2 separate regions of the Homo sapiens genome follow, and region 2 is linked to region 1. Evidence: chromatin loops called from intact Hi-C (ENCODE). Cell type or tissue: sigmoid colon. All regions are shown on one strand. Links, peaks and the distances in the headings refer to the core of each region. The heading gives the core; the rest is flanking DNA.

Region 1 (8,329 bases), core at 82-8,081:
CTTTATTATTGGCATAAGTCAGACCCATCAGGAAGCAGCCAGTGCTCTGGAGCATACCCAAGTGCCAGAGGGAGGGGAAAGCCTACCAAGACTCAGGGGTCTATCCACAATGCTTAAGTATCTAGGGCATGCAGGGACATCACTTCCAACTTTCAAATTCAAGGACAGTTCCTTGGATTATCTCCTACCATAAACAGTGTACTTTCAAAATAGGAGTTTGTGAATTTGATACAGCGTATCACACTTAACTACTGTAAGCCATTTTTAGTGGGCTCCAACAGGTATAAGTTTTGAAGAGGCCTCATCAGATGAGGGCCCTGCAGCTAATCTTGGCCTTCTAAAATGTTGCCTTGCCTCTCATATTAGATCCATGGTAGGAGGTGGTCATGGGAGGCATCTGGGGGATACTTTAGTAAAAATACTACAGACCATTAAGATTCTAGCCTAAGTCTGCCAGTAGAAGGCTGATTACCCTTCAGGTCAGCTTCAACCATGTTACTGAGCCTTGGAGACTGAGCTCTTGGCCATGAGACAGCTAGTAACTTTTAGAACTTCCTAGCCTGATCTGGGTGTTGTGAGACCCATAGAGGCAGAAGCTCCATGGGCACAACAAGGTTGTGAGGGAAATAAACATAGAACTACATTTAAATCACAAAACTAGGTGGCTCAGACTCCCATCATCCTCAAGCTCTGTAGTACCTGCATCTGTCAGCTCATACCTGTAGCCTCAAGGGGAGATCTCTATGACCAACTGGCAAAGGGTAAAGTTCTGGTTTATGGATGATTGACTCAATATGTGATAGCCGAGTATAAACTGTTGTGACACTAAAGCTTCTCTGAGGGCACCCTAAGTCGTCATTGGGGAAAAAATCCTCTCATTTGGCAGAAGTTCAATCAATAAACTTGATCATCTCTTACGGGATAAGGGATTTGAGGATAATTGGTCCCATATATTGGAAAATGGACTGACTGGTCAGACCCCGGAAGATGATTACATAGAAGAGATCTGGAACACTCATATGTGGAGGGGCCTATGGGAATGGTCCAATTCAGACTCTTGAGCAGTAAGAAGCCCATGCCAAGACACGCACAGTGAAGACATAAGGGTATGGACCTGCCAATTGCATCCCAAGACTCGGTGGTGAAGAGGATTCTTCAACGTGGAAAGGAGAACAATTAAATCCCAGGCCCTAGGGGCTACCTTGAAGGGATTTTTTCTGGGAGAGTTCACCTCTGTGAAGGCATTGCTCAGCTTCAGATTGTCTGTTCTCCAACCTTTCAAAGATCATGGAGAAAACACACAGGCATCTAGTACTCCACACATGAAGGTGCCATGAGAGAACTACCCCCAAGACAGCTGATGGTTTCTTGAAACCTAGTTAGGTATTCAAGTGGTCAATTCTGCTTTCCAGGGAGAAGTGTCTAGATGTTGATCACAGCCCTTCAGGGGTTGAAGGGAATTGCTATGGGCACCTAGCAGAAAAGGTAAATTGTGCTGCTTAAAGTCCTACAGTGCACAGGACAGCCCCCAATGAAAAATTACACAGGAGCATCCAATTAAAAGTTTCTGATCTAGTTGATAGGTGGATATCAGATATACATGTAATTTGAGGACTTTGGAGGATTCTGGGAGCATAGGTAGTGTGTTAAGTATTTCAGATTCAGGTTGAAGCATGCAGATGCCTCACTATGACTGTTGAAGCTTGTTTTCTGGAGCTGAGAACTGGTCCACCTTCTACCTGTTCCCTAACACCTGGCCCTTTTGCTACGCATTTACCTTAGTGTCTATATACAGACCTTTATAAGCAACAATGAGTTTGGGTGTTAACATCTCCTACTATGGACACTGGTACAGTGATCACATAGGGACATCTTGCAAGCTGTGATTGGAGGACCAACCTTCCCATCACTTTCCACTGGGGCCAGACCTCAAGTGTTGGGTCCTGGATGACTCAGATCCAGGATCTAAAGTAGTATGACTTGGGTGAGGAATGCTTCCCACATCCAGTGGAAATTCAGGTGCCCCCTCTGAGAATGCACCTCATTTTAGTCAGGGGAGCAGCCTTCCTCTATCTTAAGTCTCCCCTGCACACAAGGCAGTATGAACAACACAACCACTGCAGAAAGTTCCAAGGCCTTTTCTGGCAGTGTCAGTGCGCAGTGAAAGAACTAGACTTGAGCCACACATTTCATGAAACAGGGTAAACTACCAAAGGTCTACTAGGTGCAGAGACTGGGGTCCATCCATCTCCCTCATGTTCACCAAGGCTGTCAGTTCAGTGCGTATCCCAGCAGAAAACGATCCTACGTGCATCACTCAGACACAGTGGTATACGGAAACGTGTGTTTCAGTCTGGTTTTGGATGAGATGGATCTCTGGCTACATTATAGCCCAAGCTCTAAGGGCCAAGAATTCAGACTTAAAGGTTCCATTCTGATGGCTATGTCATTGTATCTTCCGATACCCTCTAACCAGATTCTTCATACCAATGATTCCTGAGGCCTTATGACAGCCGAGAAGTTTATGAATGATTTCAAAACATTGAGTGAAAGAACAAACTGGAAGTTTTACTTATAACAGATAGCCAAGTGGGCAATCCAAGGTCACAGTTGTCTGAAAAGCCGAGTAAGACATTGACATGGATCAAAGTTGTCTAGGATCCTCAGAGCAGAGGAAGGTACAAAGGGTAGCTCAGGCACTATTGTACCTCCTGCCCCAATGCTTGCTTGCCCCAGAAGACACCCCAGAGCCCAGAGGTTCCCATCACATGCTTCTCAGCAAAAGATGACTCTTGGGACCCAGCCACCTGGTGATGGCGCATCACCTTCAAGTGTGCTTCTAGCATTGTATGATTAGCTCTGCAGCTCAACATGGCTGGGATCCATGAGCTCAGCCACTGAGCTGAGGTCAGGCCTAAGTCTTAGTCCCTGAAGGGCCTTAAGTGTGGAGAGGTTATGATACCAGTTCTTTATTTTTAATACAGGAAAAGCTGTACAAATTCTTCCATTAAGGGACATGACATAAAGGCATAAGGGAACCAAAGAAGCCAATAACATACTAATTCCCTCCAAGTATTTCACAAGCACAGACGCACCTCTGGGTCTATAGTAACTGACACTAACCAGCTGTGGCTATGACACCTGTCAGCCATAAGGTCTCACACCACATTACCCATCTCAGACGAGATTCACAGAGAACTTTGTGTTTCCAGTCTAGGTCTTATTGTATAGATTGTTCTTTGGGGTTAAGTAGCTACCTGGACACCACTAAGCGAGAGGCCTAGGACTTCTCCCACAAAAAGCACATAACTTTACTACACTTCAGTTTAAGTCATAGGCAAAGACGGGTAACAGGTATGAAGTTGAAGGACTTAGATAACAAGGGAAGAGTCATGATTCCCTAACAAACCATTTTATGACCAAGAAAAAAATCCCTCTCCTGGACTATGCATAACATTCAGTTCATTGTGACAGCTTTCTATGAAGTTGAGATCTAAATTGGTCATAAGACACTTTCATGGTACATGGTAGAGCCTGATCCATTACTGAGACCATATATCAGCTGAGGGCCCTCTCGAGTCTGGAAAAAGCCTGCCAAAAATCTACTCCCAGAATAGAGCTCTCAAGTCCATCTGGCAACAGCCCAGATCTGCCAGCACCTTGGCAGGACTTCTCACCCAGCCATACTAATCTCACACTGGCCCCTGTGCTGTCTGGTGCTGGTAGCAAGCCCTAACCCTGTCAAACAGGCCTTAAAGAAACACCACAAACAGGATTTCTGCAGCAACATGACACGATCATGATGGCTATCACACACACTGCTAGAGGTTTACTGGAGCAGGGGGCTAGGAAAACCTGGCCTGCCCAGAGAGGGAAAACTGGTCAAACCACTAACAATAGCAGGAGCTGCCTGTGCCTTAATATGCTTTTGCTGCAGATGATCAAGCCAGCACCTGTTTCTTTGCTCCTTGCTAAGAATGCTTTGTTTCCCCTAAGGAATGCTTTTAGCTTATCTATAAAAACTATGCTTATCACTGACTTTGTCAAATGTGTGGGCCAGTCTCTGTTCATGGCTCTTAGCTCTCAAGGCTGTCAGCCCCCCGATTTCCACTTTATACCCTAATTCCTGAGTCGAATTCCTCTAGCACCATTGGTTTAGGGTCTCCACAACCGAGCTGGTCTTGGCAAGCAGTGCCCAATGGGGGGGCTCGAATTCCAGTCGAAAGGTCACTGGAGCAACGGCTGGAGTACGTGGAACTACACTGGAGCACACCCGAGTACTCTTTAAGCAATCCCTGTGGGTAAGAAGGGGAGCTCAGAAGCATCAGGATAACAATGGGACAAGGGGTGAGCAGACATGAGGCTTGAGTCTGCTTTGGCATCTCAAAAGGAGGAGTGAAGGGTAGCACCAGATGACTTATGCAGCTTTTTAGTGTGGTAGAGAAATATTGCCCCTGGTTTCTGGACCAAGGAACTCTGAATGTAGAGGTCTGGGAAAAGGTAGGCAGTGCACTGAAAAAGGCATATAAGGATGGTGCTGAGGATATTCCTGTAAACTAGTCAGTGTGGGCTCTGGTTCATTCCACCTTGGAACCTTTCCACACAGATGAGAAAAAAAAGTCAGGAAGGAGAGTACAATGAAGTAACCGAAGATGACAGAGCAAGTTTGCTTGCCAGCTAAAGCGGCAGAGGGAGATGTTTATCCCTAACCCTCTACACCTCCCCACCCATTTTGAAGAAAGTGGCCTGACCCCCTCCGGATCTCTTCTGGAGGACACTGGGTGAAAAGTAGTTGCCCCTGTGACTGAGCAGCGCCTCAAGTGACCGCTCTCAGTTACATTCAGGCAGGAATCCAGCAAGCTAGATGAGAGGGTGATATGGATGCTTGGCAGTTGCCATGACAATACAACCACCTGATCAACGGGAATATTATGGTTACATGTGAGCCTCTTCCTTTTAAGTTAAAGAATTTAAACAAGCTATTAATCAGTATGGACCAGGTTTTCCTTTTGTAATAAGACTGTTAAATGTTCTCGTCTCCAGTCAGGTGATCCCTACTGACTGGGAGGCTCTTACTCGAGCTTGTCTGACTCATGTTCAATTCTTACAGCTTAAAACTTGGTGGGCAGAGGAAGCTTCCATTCAGGCTGCTCACACTGCCCAGGCCCAACCTCAAATTTATGTAACTGCAGGCCAACTTTTGGGGATTAGCGGCTGGGCTGGTTTAGATGTGCAAGTGGTCATGCAGGATGATGCCATAGAGCACCTTAGGAGTACGTATTAGAGCTGGGGAAAATCACTTCAGAATACCCATCTTTTAGTGCTGTGAGACAAGGACCAAAAGAACCATATGTAGATTTTATAGCCAGGTTACAGGAGTCTCTTAAAAAGGCGATTGCAGATTCTGCTGCTCAGGATATGGTGTTGCAGTTATTGCTTTTGACAATGCCAATCCTGAGTGCCAAGTTGCTCTGCCACTTATTAAAGGAAAAGCACATTTGGTCGAGTATATTAAAGCTTGTGATAGTATCAGAGGTAATCTGCATAAAGTTATCCTGCTAGCCCAAGGCAATGGCAGGACTGAAAGTGGGTAAAGGAAATATTCATTTCCTGGAGCTTGTTTTAACTGTGGGAAGCATGGTAATACTAAAAAAGAATGCAGGGGAAAAAAAAAAATCAGCAAGTCAGGCTCCCAGTTGGGGGGGCAAACAACTGCTGAGCCTGGAATATGTCCAAAATGCAAAAAAGGAAAACACTGGGCTAATCAGCGTCACTAAGTCTGATAAAGATGAGAACCCAATTTCGGGAAGTGCCATGAGGGTCCGTCCCAGGCTCCGTTCCAAACCGGGTCATTCCTGGCTCAGGCCACTCTCTCACCCCTGTACAATGCCTGTCCCCTGCCACAGCCAGTACCCGCCAGAGTTATGCTGCACTAAAGCTGCGAGCCTTCTGCCTGGGGAACCCCCGCAAAAGGTGTCAACAGGAGCGGACCCCTGCCTGCGGGGACAGCAGAATTACTTCTAGGTAGGTCTAGTTTAAGTTTAAAAGGAATACAAGTACAAACAGGAGTCAGATTACAATGGAGAAATTCAAGTTATTGTATCTACTTCTGTTCCCTGGAAAGCAGAGCCAGGAGAGCGTATAGCACGGCTTAGTAAATGACACTACAATAGTGCCACAGAAACTAACCATACGTTGGAATTGAAGACATTGACTTTCAAAAATTACTAGGAGACATTAATTGGATATGACCTGCTCTAGGCATTCCTACCTGTGCCATGAGTAGCCTGTTTTCTATCGTTAGAGGAGGATCCTAGTCTCGCTAGCCCTTGGCAATTACAGGAGGCTGAGACAGAGTTACAGCTAATTGAGAAGCAAATACATAAAGATCAAACGGAATAGATCAAAAAAAGACTTTAGATTTTTCCAACTCAGCATTCACCTACTGGTGTTATTGTCCAAGACCAAGACTTAGAATGGCTTTTTCTTCCACATACTAATTCGCAGTCCTTAACTCCTTATTTGGATCAAACTGCTACTGATAGGAAATGGGAGAACTTGAATTGTTAAATTGCATGGATATGACCTTGGAAAAATTGTCCCTCTTACAAAGGCACAAATACAACAGGCCTTTATAAATAGTCTTACTTGGTAAACCCATTTAGCTGATTTTGTAGGTGTTCCTGATCACTTTGAAAATTATTTCAATTTTTAAAATTGGATTCTCCCTAGAACAATTTAAACCAATTGAAGGTGCTAAATATATTTTTACAGATGGGTCTAGTAATGGTAAAGCTTCTCATTCTGGATTAAAAAATTTTCAGACACCCTATACTTCAGCTCAAAAAGCAGAGCTTGTAGCTGTAATTGAGGTGCTGAGTGCTTGAGATGCCTGTCAATGTAATTTCTAATTGTTCATATGTGGTTCACTCCACCCAATTGAAAATGCTAAGTTACACAATTTCATACAGATGAACAACTGATTACTTTATTCACCCAACTGCAAACGGCAGTTAGGAATAGAATGCACCCTTTTTACATTACTCAATTAGAGCTCATACACTTCCCTTCCAGGACCTTTGACCACAGGCAATCAAATGACTTATCGCCTAGTTGCTACTGCATTATCTAATACTATACACTTTCACAATTTAACCCTTAATGCCTCTGGTCTCAAATGCAGATACAGCATTACCTGGAAAGAAGCTAAAGCTATCATCCAGCAATGCGCAACTTGCCAAATGGTGCATTCCTCATCTTTTACAGGAGTTAATCCTCGAGGATTGGAACCTAATTCTCTTTGGCCAATGGCTGTCATATATGTTCCCAACTTTTGGGAGACTAGCTTACGTGCATGTATATGTAGACACATTTTCTCACTTTAAGCTACCTGTCAAAACAGGAGAATCTTCTGCCTGTATTAAGTGGCATCTTTTACAAGGCTTCACACAATCATAGGCATTCCAACTTCAGTTAAAACAGATAATGCCCCAGGCTATACTAGCCAAGCTCTAGCTACATTTTTCTCTATATGGAATATTAAACACATTACTGGCATCCCATAATTCATAAGGACAAGCCATTGTAGAATCAATCTCTCCCTAAAACAGCAATTACAAAAACAAAGTGTGGGGTTGCGGGTAACAGTGACTATGGAACTCCAAGTATACAATTGAATCTAGCATTATTGACTTTAAATTTTCTGAGCCTGCCTAAAGGCCAGATGCTATCAAGCAGCTGAACAACATCTATAGAAACCAGTGGCAAAGACAGAAGCAAGACGACTGGTTTGGTGGAGAGATCTGATAACAAAGTTAGGAAATACGTAAAATAACAACATGGGGTAGAGGTTATGCTTGTGTTTCTCCAGGCCAAAACCAGCAGCCAACTTGGATACCATCAAGGTACCTGAAACCTTATGAGCCAGATGCTGAGGAAGAGATTTGGGAAGGAACCCGAGGACCCCCGATTGCAGCCATGTCGAGACTGACAGTAAGGAAGACACCAGTCCCGGCAAGCAACACTCACCAGGCACAGCCACTCACCTGGGGCCACATCAAGAAGTTGACAAAGATGGGAGAAGAAAATCTGAAGGTGGCGGAATGACCAGCTATGATGAATAATCTAATAATAGCTATGACGGCTGTGCTCACCATTGCTATGAGTACTCCCCCCACCCCCCCCCCCCCCAGTAACTGCTGAAACAATTATATTGGGCATATATTCCTTTTCTACCACTTCTACGGCCAGTAATATGCTTAGAGCCCCTAGTGGAGGTATACACTAATGATAGCTTTTGGATGCCTTTTTCTACAGATAGAGGCGTGTC
Region 2 (8,329 bases), core at 107-8,106, 72 kb after region 1:
GTTTCTCTGTTCACCTGTTGATGGATATTTGGGTATTTCCAGTTTTTGGCCATTGCAAAGAAAGCTTCTGTGAACATTGCTCCTGTGTCTTTTGGTGGACACATGCTTCCATTTCTCCAGGGCAGATACCTAGGAGTGGGGTTGCTGGTGTTTGGTGTGAGTAGTGTCTGTTTAGGTTTATAAATAACCTGCCCAACTCTTTTCCAACTGTACCATTTTGCATTTCCACCAGCAGTGTGAACATTCCAGTGTCCCCACCCCTCTACCCTTGCCAGCACTTGGTGATGTCAGTCTTTTCTTTTTATTGATTCTAGTGAGTATGGAGTGGTATTCTGTTGTAGTTTTGACTTGCATTTCCCAAGACTAATGACACTGAGCGCTTTTTCATGTGCTTACTTGTCATTCGTAGTATCTTCTTTGGATAGACACCTTGATACATTCTAATTTCACTGGCGAACGATTATCCCAAAATGGATTAATTTATGACTGGTGTCTATTATATCACATAATGCTGTGTTAAGTCTTAGGGATGAAAGAGAAGGTCTGTGTGTACTTCTTTTTTTCTCCCCCAAACCACTTATTGAGATGGCTAGTGAGATAAAGGTCATGTTAAGCAGGGCACAGCAGAGTTGGAGGAGATGGACAGGAATGCTAGGGACTATGATGTGTGTTGTGCCATCCCGGTGGACATGTTAAATGATCTGGAAGCACAGAAGAGTTGATACGGATAGCTTGGGCCATACTTGGAGGCTTCATGGAGGAGGGAACGCTTCCGTTAGGCCTGATGGGTGAGTGGGTGTCCGTAGGCAGGGAGAGGTGCTGGCCAAGGGCACAGACTACACACAGACGTGGAGCTTAAACAGGATGGCAGAAGGTGGGCAGGAATCAGGGTCTGTACTTCTGTGGTCTCAGTCTCGTGAGATGGGGGCCCCTCAGGTCTTGAGGAGGGGTCTAAGGGAGATGAGGGGTGGGGTGGCAGCAGGTGGGGTCATGCTAGGGGTGCCCGGGCACCCTCACAGGAGTCTGGTGTGTCCTAAGCCTCAAGCTGGCGGGAAGCTGCCTCTTTCAAAGAGCACTTGGTTTGTAAAAAGCTGACAGTAGGTAGCAGAGATTAGATGGCCATGTCTTTATTCCCTCCTGAAAGAAAGCTTCACTGTGGAGACAGATTGAGAGCAGCCCAGTGTGTGTGTGTGTTTCTGTTTCACTGAGGCCCTGCGTGTGTGTGTATGCCGGGAGGGAGGCGCAGGGATCTACTTTTAGCACATTACATGTTGAAACCTCATTGCTGAAGATGCTTCTAGTCTCAAATGTTGGCCCCATTTTTGCCACAAAGTCCACCCAGCCTTTGATCTGTGCTATGCAAGGGAGTGGGGAATCGACTTTCCTTTCCAAACCCAAGTTTTTGATAGAGAGGGCTCCCACAGCGTGTCCTGCTCTGCTCCTGCACAGCACAGCCAGGCGCTGAGTTTGGGGTCCAACATTGATTGGCAGCCAGGAGAGCTGGTCCTAAACACGGAAGAGAACAGAGCGCTGGAATGAATGCAGCTTCCCACAAATGGGAGGGATTAGAACCAGGGCTTCTTGCTCTAATCCACCTTTTGTGTATCTGTTTCACTGATATATTTGTTCTGTATTATGGAAAGTACAGAAAAGCAGAAAAGGAAAAAAATCACCTTGTTGTACAGTCATAGACTAAGGAGAACGAATTAAAGTAACATGAAATTCTATCACCCAGAGATAGGTAGGCAGGCAGTAGATACGTAGGCAAGTGGTATGCTTCTGCGGTTTTCTTCACGGTTTTAGCTTCAGTGTTTCTTTGTACACCCCTTTCACCCCATATCTGTTGATGTGGAGAGCTGGAAGCTTGACTGCTTCTCCATTCCTTCTGTTCATTCCGGGGTCTCCTCCTGCAGAACCCAGCCCTTGCTGACATCTACACAGAGCACGCCCATCAGGTGGTGGTGGCCAAGTATGCGCCCAGCGGATTCTACATTGCCTCCGGAGGTACTGTATGGGGGCAAGGCTCGTGGACACCTGTGGGGGCCTGGGTGGCGCTCAGGGCCCAGGGCGAAGCTGGGCTTCTGGCCTTGGGAGAGTGGGAGGAGGGAGGTGGGGGGTGGGGGAGCAGGCTGGGGGTGGTGAGTTGAGGGGAGCCAGTATAATTAGTTTCAGCTGAGGCTGACAAGGAATGTGTAAGCCAGCCTTGTCCAACCGGTGGCCCATGGGCTGCATGTGGCCCCGGATGGCTTCGAATGCAGCCCAACACAAATTGGTACACTTTTTAAAACGTGAGGTTTTTTTTCTTTTCTTTTTTCTTTTCAAGCTCATCAGCTATCGATAGTATTAGTGTATTTTATCTGTGGCCCAGGGAAGCCAAAAGATTGAACACCCCTGGTGTAAGCTACCAAAATGCCCCTTTTCAAAACTGGCCTTAGTTCTAGAACAGAAAGGACACTTTCTAGTTTGTAGTGTTGCAGTTAGTTCCAGCTTGGAGGTCAGCAGAAATGCCACCATGAGGTTGGCCAGGGACCTTTTGCGGGAAGCCATGGCATGGTATGTTGGAGCCCTTGTGGGCCGTGTGTGTGTGTGTGTGTGTGTGTGTGTGTGTGTCTGTGTGTGTGTGTGTGTGTGTATGTGTGAATGGATGTTTTGTTTTGTGTCATCTTTACCCGCTGCTCCTTTCCCAGTGCTACCACAATGCTGGCCTCCAGGCCAGCGCTCACGTTTTATTTGTACACTGGGCCTTTGCTCTCTGCAGCCTGGGCTTTTGTGTGGCTCAGTGGGAGGCTAGGCAGAGGCAGGGGTGGAGAGATCTTTCCTCTTGAAGGATGTTTTTTTATTTACTTAGTTCTTTGACGCAGAGCTTTTCCTGTACACAGATGGGAACAAGAGGTACAGGAGTGAGAGTGGTACCCCTTCTAGAATGGTGGCCCACTCATTCATTCACTCACTCATTCATTCATAAGCTCAACAGATACTTACTGCCTGCCTTGCCTAGCCATCTGCAGCCCAGGGAGGCCAAGTGAGTAAGCTGATGTGGGCCTCATCAGCCTCTCTGGAGAGTGACAGCTATGACCAAATTGCTGAGAGAGCTAAGCACCAGTAGGGGAGGGCGGGACTCATGCACGCCGTGGCCCTATGCTTGTACCATCCTGCGTGTGCACAGCAGCCTGTCCTGAAGGGTGTATGGGAGATGGTAGGCCTTGGGGTTGGGGAAGACCTGGGTTCGGCTCTGTCTTACTCTGCTTTGTGCTCACAGGCTGGGTAATTTACGACTAACACAAATGTATTGGCTCATAGTTCTTGGGGCTGGGCAGTTGGACAGCAGGGGCCGTTGCACAGCAGGGGCCGGTATCTGTCAAGGGCCTTTTGCTGTGTCAGTCCATGGCAGAAGAACAAAGAGAAGGTGAGAGAAGAAGAGGGGCTGGGCTTGTCCTTTTATTGGGAAGCTGCTCATGTCATAATACCCATTCCTGAGGGCAGAGCCCTCCTGGCCTAATCACCTCTCCATAGGCCGCCTCTGATGCATTGGGGATTAAGTTTCCAGCACATGGTTTTCGAGGTCACACTCAGACCATGGCAGCCTCTTACTGGTGGCGTAGCCTTAGTTGAGTAACTCACCTTCCTGGGCCCAAATTTTCTCTTCCAAACTGGGGCTGCTAGTGCCTGCCTCTTAGGGTGTGAAGGAGCCAGTAAGGCATGGATATGCCCAGCATGGCTGTTGCACTAATGGGTACTTACCCCTGGGTGACCCGTTACCTGTCACAAAACTGGGGCTCTGTTCTGATCGAGCCAGGCGGCTGGGTGAGCTGGCTGACTGCTGTTGGCGGTCAGCTGAGGTCACGGTGAAGGGTTGGGCCCGGAGTCTGGCTCATAGTAGGCATTTAATGGTTTTTGTGTTTAGATCTTCTCCAGCTCCATCTGTAAAACATGCTCTCATTTACATCCCATGATTTATTTAGCTCTGTGATTTATTTTTTCCCCAAGCCCTGCTTGCCAGCAAAAGTCTCTTCATTTAAAGCCCCAAGATTTGGCCCGAATGTCTTTTACATGTTTAACATGGAGCCGAATGCTCTTAGAAGTGTCTTCTCAGGAGAGGAATGCAGTTGGCAAGGGCCTCCGCTCCTGCCTGGCACATTGTCCGTGCCCTGTCAGCTGCAAGCTGAGAACCTGCGGGCCCAGGCCTGCCCTGTCCCCAGTCCCCAGAAAGGTGTCCAATGAGACAGAATTCAATGGAAGGCTGTTGCGGAGACTGTTGCAAAGGACAGACCACATAAATAAGTGGCCATCGTGGGACGCTGTCCTCCCTGAAAAGTGCCCTGATTTTGTAGAGGAGCCAAGGGAGTTTGGGGCCATCCTCAGGTCCAAGTGTTCTTGGGCGAGATCATATTTTATGTTTCTAATACATTTCTTTGAATAGAGCGAAGCAATTGTTAAGGCTTACATTGGAACGTTTGCTGCAGAGATGAAGTGGGGCTAAAAATAGTGTGGTAGGGGGGTGGTTTGGAGAAGGGGGCTGAGAAAGAGCCGTGCTGGCCCACTAAGTGGGTTGCCTGGCAGCTGGCCCCAGCCCTCTGCAGGATCTTTAGACCCTGTCAGTCTGACTGGTTCATGACTGCTGAAGTGTTGAACCTTGGGAAGGGCTGCGCACCTGGGAGCCTCCGGCACTCTGGGAGCCCACATTCCCACGGGGCAGTCCTCAGTGCACAGGTCATTTCGGGGGCAGGCCCAGGCCTCCTTTTCCTGAGGTTATTTTCATGATACTGTTCTGTCTGCCTTGGCGCTGGGGCCGTGGTTCCAGGCTGCCCTTGGGAGTTGGCGAGGGCCATGTGACAGGCGTGTGGTTTGGCCTTACGTAGGCCCAGGGCAGGCTTCCTGGAGGAAGGCGCCTCTTTCAGGGTGGGACGCCCTCTGCCTTGTCCTGAGAGCAATGTCTTCTCCATGGGGCAGCATGGGCCCTGGATGGGCCTGAGCATAGCAGACCACGTGGTCACATGTGCATGTGTGGACATGTGTGCATGTGTGGATATGTATGCTCCTGAGTGTATCTGCATGTCCTTCCTGCACACACAGTGCTCCCCTCCGATGCTGCCAGCCTGTGGTGACTTCCTCTTCTGACCCCTTCTTCCCCCCCGGCCTGTTTTATCAGTGAAAGGACTTAACTAAGCAGATCTCCAGGTCACCTTTGGAACTCAGCTCAGGTAGCACAGCAGGTGGTCTTCCTGGACCTTGTGCAGAGAACTGGGCCCTTCTGGGACTCCCCTTAGTTAGTGCTGTTCACTGGATTTGGCATCACCTCTTGCCTGTCCCCGCAGCTGGACTGAGAGCAGGACAGTCCTTACGTGCATCTCCCTCATCTCAGAGGATGGCTCAGTCTAGGCTCGGGCTGTGTCTGCCCACAAGCAAGGCATCTTCGTGGCCTGTGTAGAGCCTCCGTTAATTCGTGGACTCGTTCCACCTGACTCGTAACGAGCTCTTGCTGTGCACTGAAGACTAGTTGGAGACTTCGCACGTGTTAACTCGTGGAACCTACAGCAGCCCTGTGAGTGGCTCTGTTATTTCCACTCTTCTGGATAAGGACACAAGCCATGTTGCTTGCTGAGCCCCACAAAGCCTGTGTGTGGCAGAGGCTGGATTTGAACCCAGGGCCCCTGCTCCCAAGGCCTGGCTCTTAGCTGCTGCCCTCCTTTGAGCTGCTCAGTTGCAGCAAGAAAACAAAAGCTCTTTTCACTGGAAGCAGCTGTAGAGCTGTGGTGGTTGTTAACGTGTCCTGACAATCCTCTTAAAAAGGCGCCTTTACCTGCTTAGCAGATGGGGCTGAGGTTTTAAAGCGTGAAGCCTTGAGAGTTAGTCTAGAATGCTCCCATTTCTTCACGCCAACACAGTGCTCATTTGGAGAGGGTGTGTCGGGATTGGGACTTGGTACTTGGTGACAGGATCGTGGTGGGGGATTGGGGGTACGTGGCCCCCGGTGTTGCTTCTGTTACAATTGGCTGCCCACGCTCCGGTGAGAAGAGAATCAGCATCGAGTTCTGTGTGTAATTCTCCTTCCCCCGCAACACCCACCTGCTACTCTCACAGAAGAATCTTACGCTTGGATTCCTGTGCGTCGTGGAACTGCTCGGTGTGTGAGTGAGGCTGCTGATTTGCCAGGCAGCAGCACGCTGTTGGGAAGCTGCACAGGAAGCCCGGTCTGCAGGCCCAGGTGGAGGCCGCCAGGCCACGCTGAGGCATCGCAGTGGGCAGCACGCTGCACCCTCACAGCTGTGCACCTCGTTTCCAGAAGTCACTGCAGCAACTGCAAAGGAGAGGCAGGTGTAGCCAGTGCCGTCCCATTCCACAAAGGTGGCCTGAGGCCCACACGTCATTCTGATGCCCCTACAAGAAAAGAAACACAGTGAGAAAACTAAACCACTTCCTGGCATATTGGAGTTTACCATGATGTGTCCCTGGGCTTTTTCTGATGCCTAAGCAGGGTTTGTTATCCAGATGATTTCTGGCAAGATTTCTGGCAAAATGCAGAGGCCCAAATGGCAGGCCTCTGGATGCCACGGGCTCTGACTTAAGGGTGGCTGAATATTGTTGCCCTAAGACACGTTCTCTTCACTAGGCCTTTTCCTCTAGAAAGCCTAAGCAACCAGACATGGTTCTGAGTGGGCCTATGGCCACGTGGCCCTGGCCCGGCAGTGACCTGTGGCTCTCCCCCTGCCCTTTACCCCACCACCGCCTCCCCCCCTCCCCCGCCCGCTGTGCCCCACAGATGTGTCTGGGAAGCTGAGGATCTGGGATACCACGCAGAAGGAGCACCTGTTGAAGTATGAGTACCAGCCTTTCGCTGGGAAGATCAAAGACATTGCTTGGACTGAAGACAGTAAGAGGATCGCCGTGGTCGGGGAAGGAAGGGAGAAGTGAGTCACTCCTCTCAGCCCCTCCCTGCCCTGTTGCTGTGGCTCATGCGTCCATGTGCTATGACCCTGGGAGGGGGATGCGCTGATGTCTGTACTAACTTGCACTCGTGAGGGTTGAGCTCCCAGTAGGTGCCGGGCCCCGTGAGGGCTGGCTGCAGCCCCAGGTAAGGTAGAACTCCACATCACACTGGGTTTGTCACCAGGGCCCAGCACTCATGTATCTCCTCTGACGTCCTGAGTGCCTTGCCTGCTAGAACCCCAGCTCTCATGCCCACCTGCAGGCAGCAAGAAGGGGACAGAGTGAAAGAGCAACAGCACTTCTATTCGGGGTCCCTCACAGCAGCTGCCCCATGAAGCTGCCAGGGAGGCTGAACTGTTTCTTCCAGCTGGGCACCTCCCCCAAGGGTCTCTGATGGAGGAGGGAGGGGCAGTGGATGCTGGCTGGGTGGCACTGGGTGGCTACTGACCTCAGGGGCCTAGTGACTGGTGAGGTTGGTGCCGAAACCCAGGTTTTTTTAATTCAAGAGAGTCAGAGTCCCCCCTGCAGCACCATGGCTGGCCATAACCCCTTGAACTTGACAGTGGCATGTCTGTTCTTCACTGAATGGCACTTTCTCGTACATGTTCTAGTAGGTGTTTTTCCATGGCTTCTCAAGTCATTCCTGTTGGTCTTAATTCCTTCTTTTTTCAGTAGCAAATAGTAACTAAAACAGTGTTTTTGTTGAATGTCAGCCAAGAGCAGGGCATCTCATTCCTGTAGGGGATGGTAACTGTTCCCTCCCAATAGAACTGTAAGGAGAATGGTGAAGCTGTAAAGATAGCCCTGGGCCCTGTGGCGTGGGGCCCCACAGACACACACATGCATCCCCTTCCCGAAGGCGCCGGCTTGCCCCATCTTGTTCTTGGGTCCTTTGGACAAATGCCTTGTGGAGCCAGAACCCCAGTGCTTCCCTCATTTGTCCCTGTGGCGTTCTGAGCTGCCTGCTGACAGTCACTCCATCCTCTGTGCACTGGCAGCTCAGCTATCAGATTGCTTACCAGCCTTCTGGGATTGATTTTTTTTTTTTTTTTTTGTCTTCCACCTGTGTCATTGGGTCAAGGTTTGGAGCAGTCTTCCTCTGGGATAGTGGCTCTTCTGTGGGCGAGATTACAGGACACAACAAAGTCATCAACAGCGTGGACATCAAGCAGAGCCGGCCATACCGGCTGGCCACGGGAAGCGATGATAACTGCGCGGCATTCTTTGAGGGACCCCCATTCAAGTTCAAGTTCACAATTGGCGTAAGTGAACTTACTTTTTGGGTGAAATTTGTGGTTTGTACATGAGGCTAGCAGAGGCTGAGCCTGTTTAGATGCTGATGGCAGAGACCACAGCACATGCCACGTATGCCATGATACACAGAAGTGGGCTCCCAGGGGTG

The links. Peaks named below come from ENCODE experiments on the same cell type or tissue, not always from the same donor. Only the 100,000 strongest peaks of a DNase experiment are listed, where the experiment ranks them.
Region 2: it touches region 1 in a loop (4-fold over the local background); 5 of 110 quality-filtered maps call a loop at or near these places.

What each region holds. Positions count from the first base shown.
Region 1 is chr4:10,169,985-10,178,313 of GRCh38, reverse strand. No RefSeq gene overlaps it. Among named protein-coding and RNA genes, the nearest start is that of WDR1, 57 kb to the right of the region's middle. In sigmoid colon, for the core only: a CTCF peak has its summit at 4,796; DNase peaks (open chromatin) are centred at 3,643, 4,753 and 5,151.
Region 2 is chr4:10,097,571-10,105,899 of GRCh38, reverse strand. WDR1 (WD repeat domain 1) reads left to right here. Exons shown (of 15, transcript NM_017491.5): 3 at 1,914-2,004; 4 at 6,761-6,908; 5 at 8,009-8,189. Among named protein-coding and RNA genes, the nearest start is that of WDR1, 15 kb to the left of the region's middle. RefSeq lists enhancers at 2,133-2,823, 2,824-3,514. In sigmoid colon, for the core only: no CTCF peak of the experiment used is centred there; DNase peaks (open chromatin) are centred at 3,829, 4,119, 4,839, 6,988 and 1 weaker place; H3K27ac peaks cover 4,859 bases.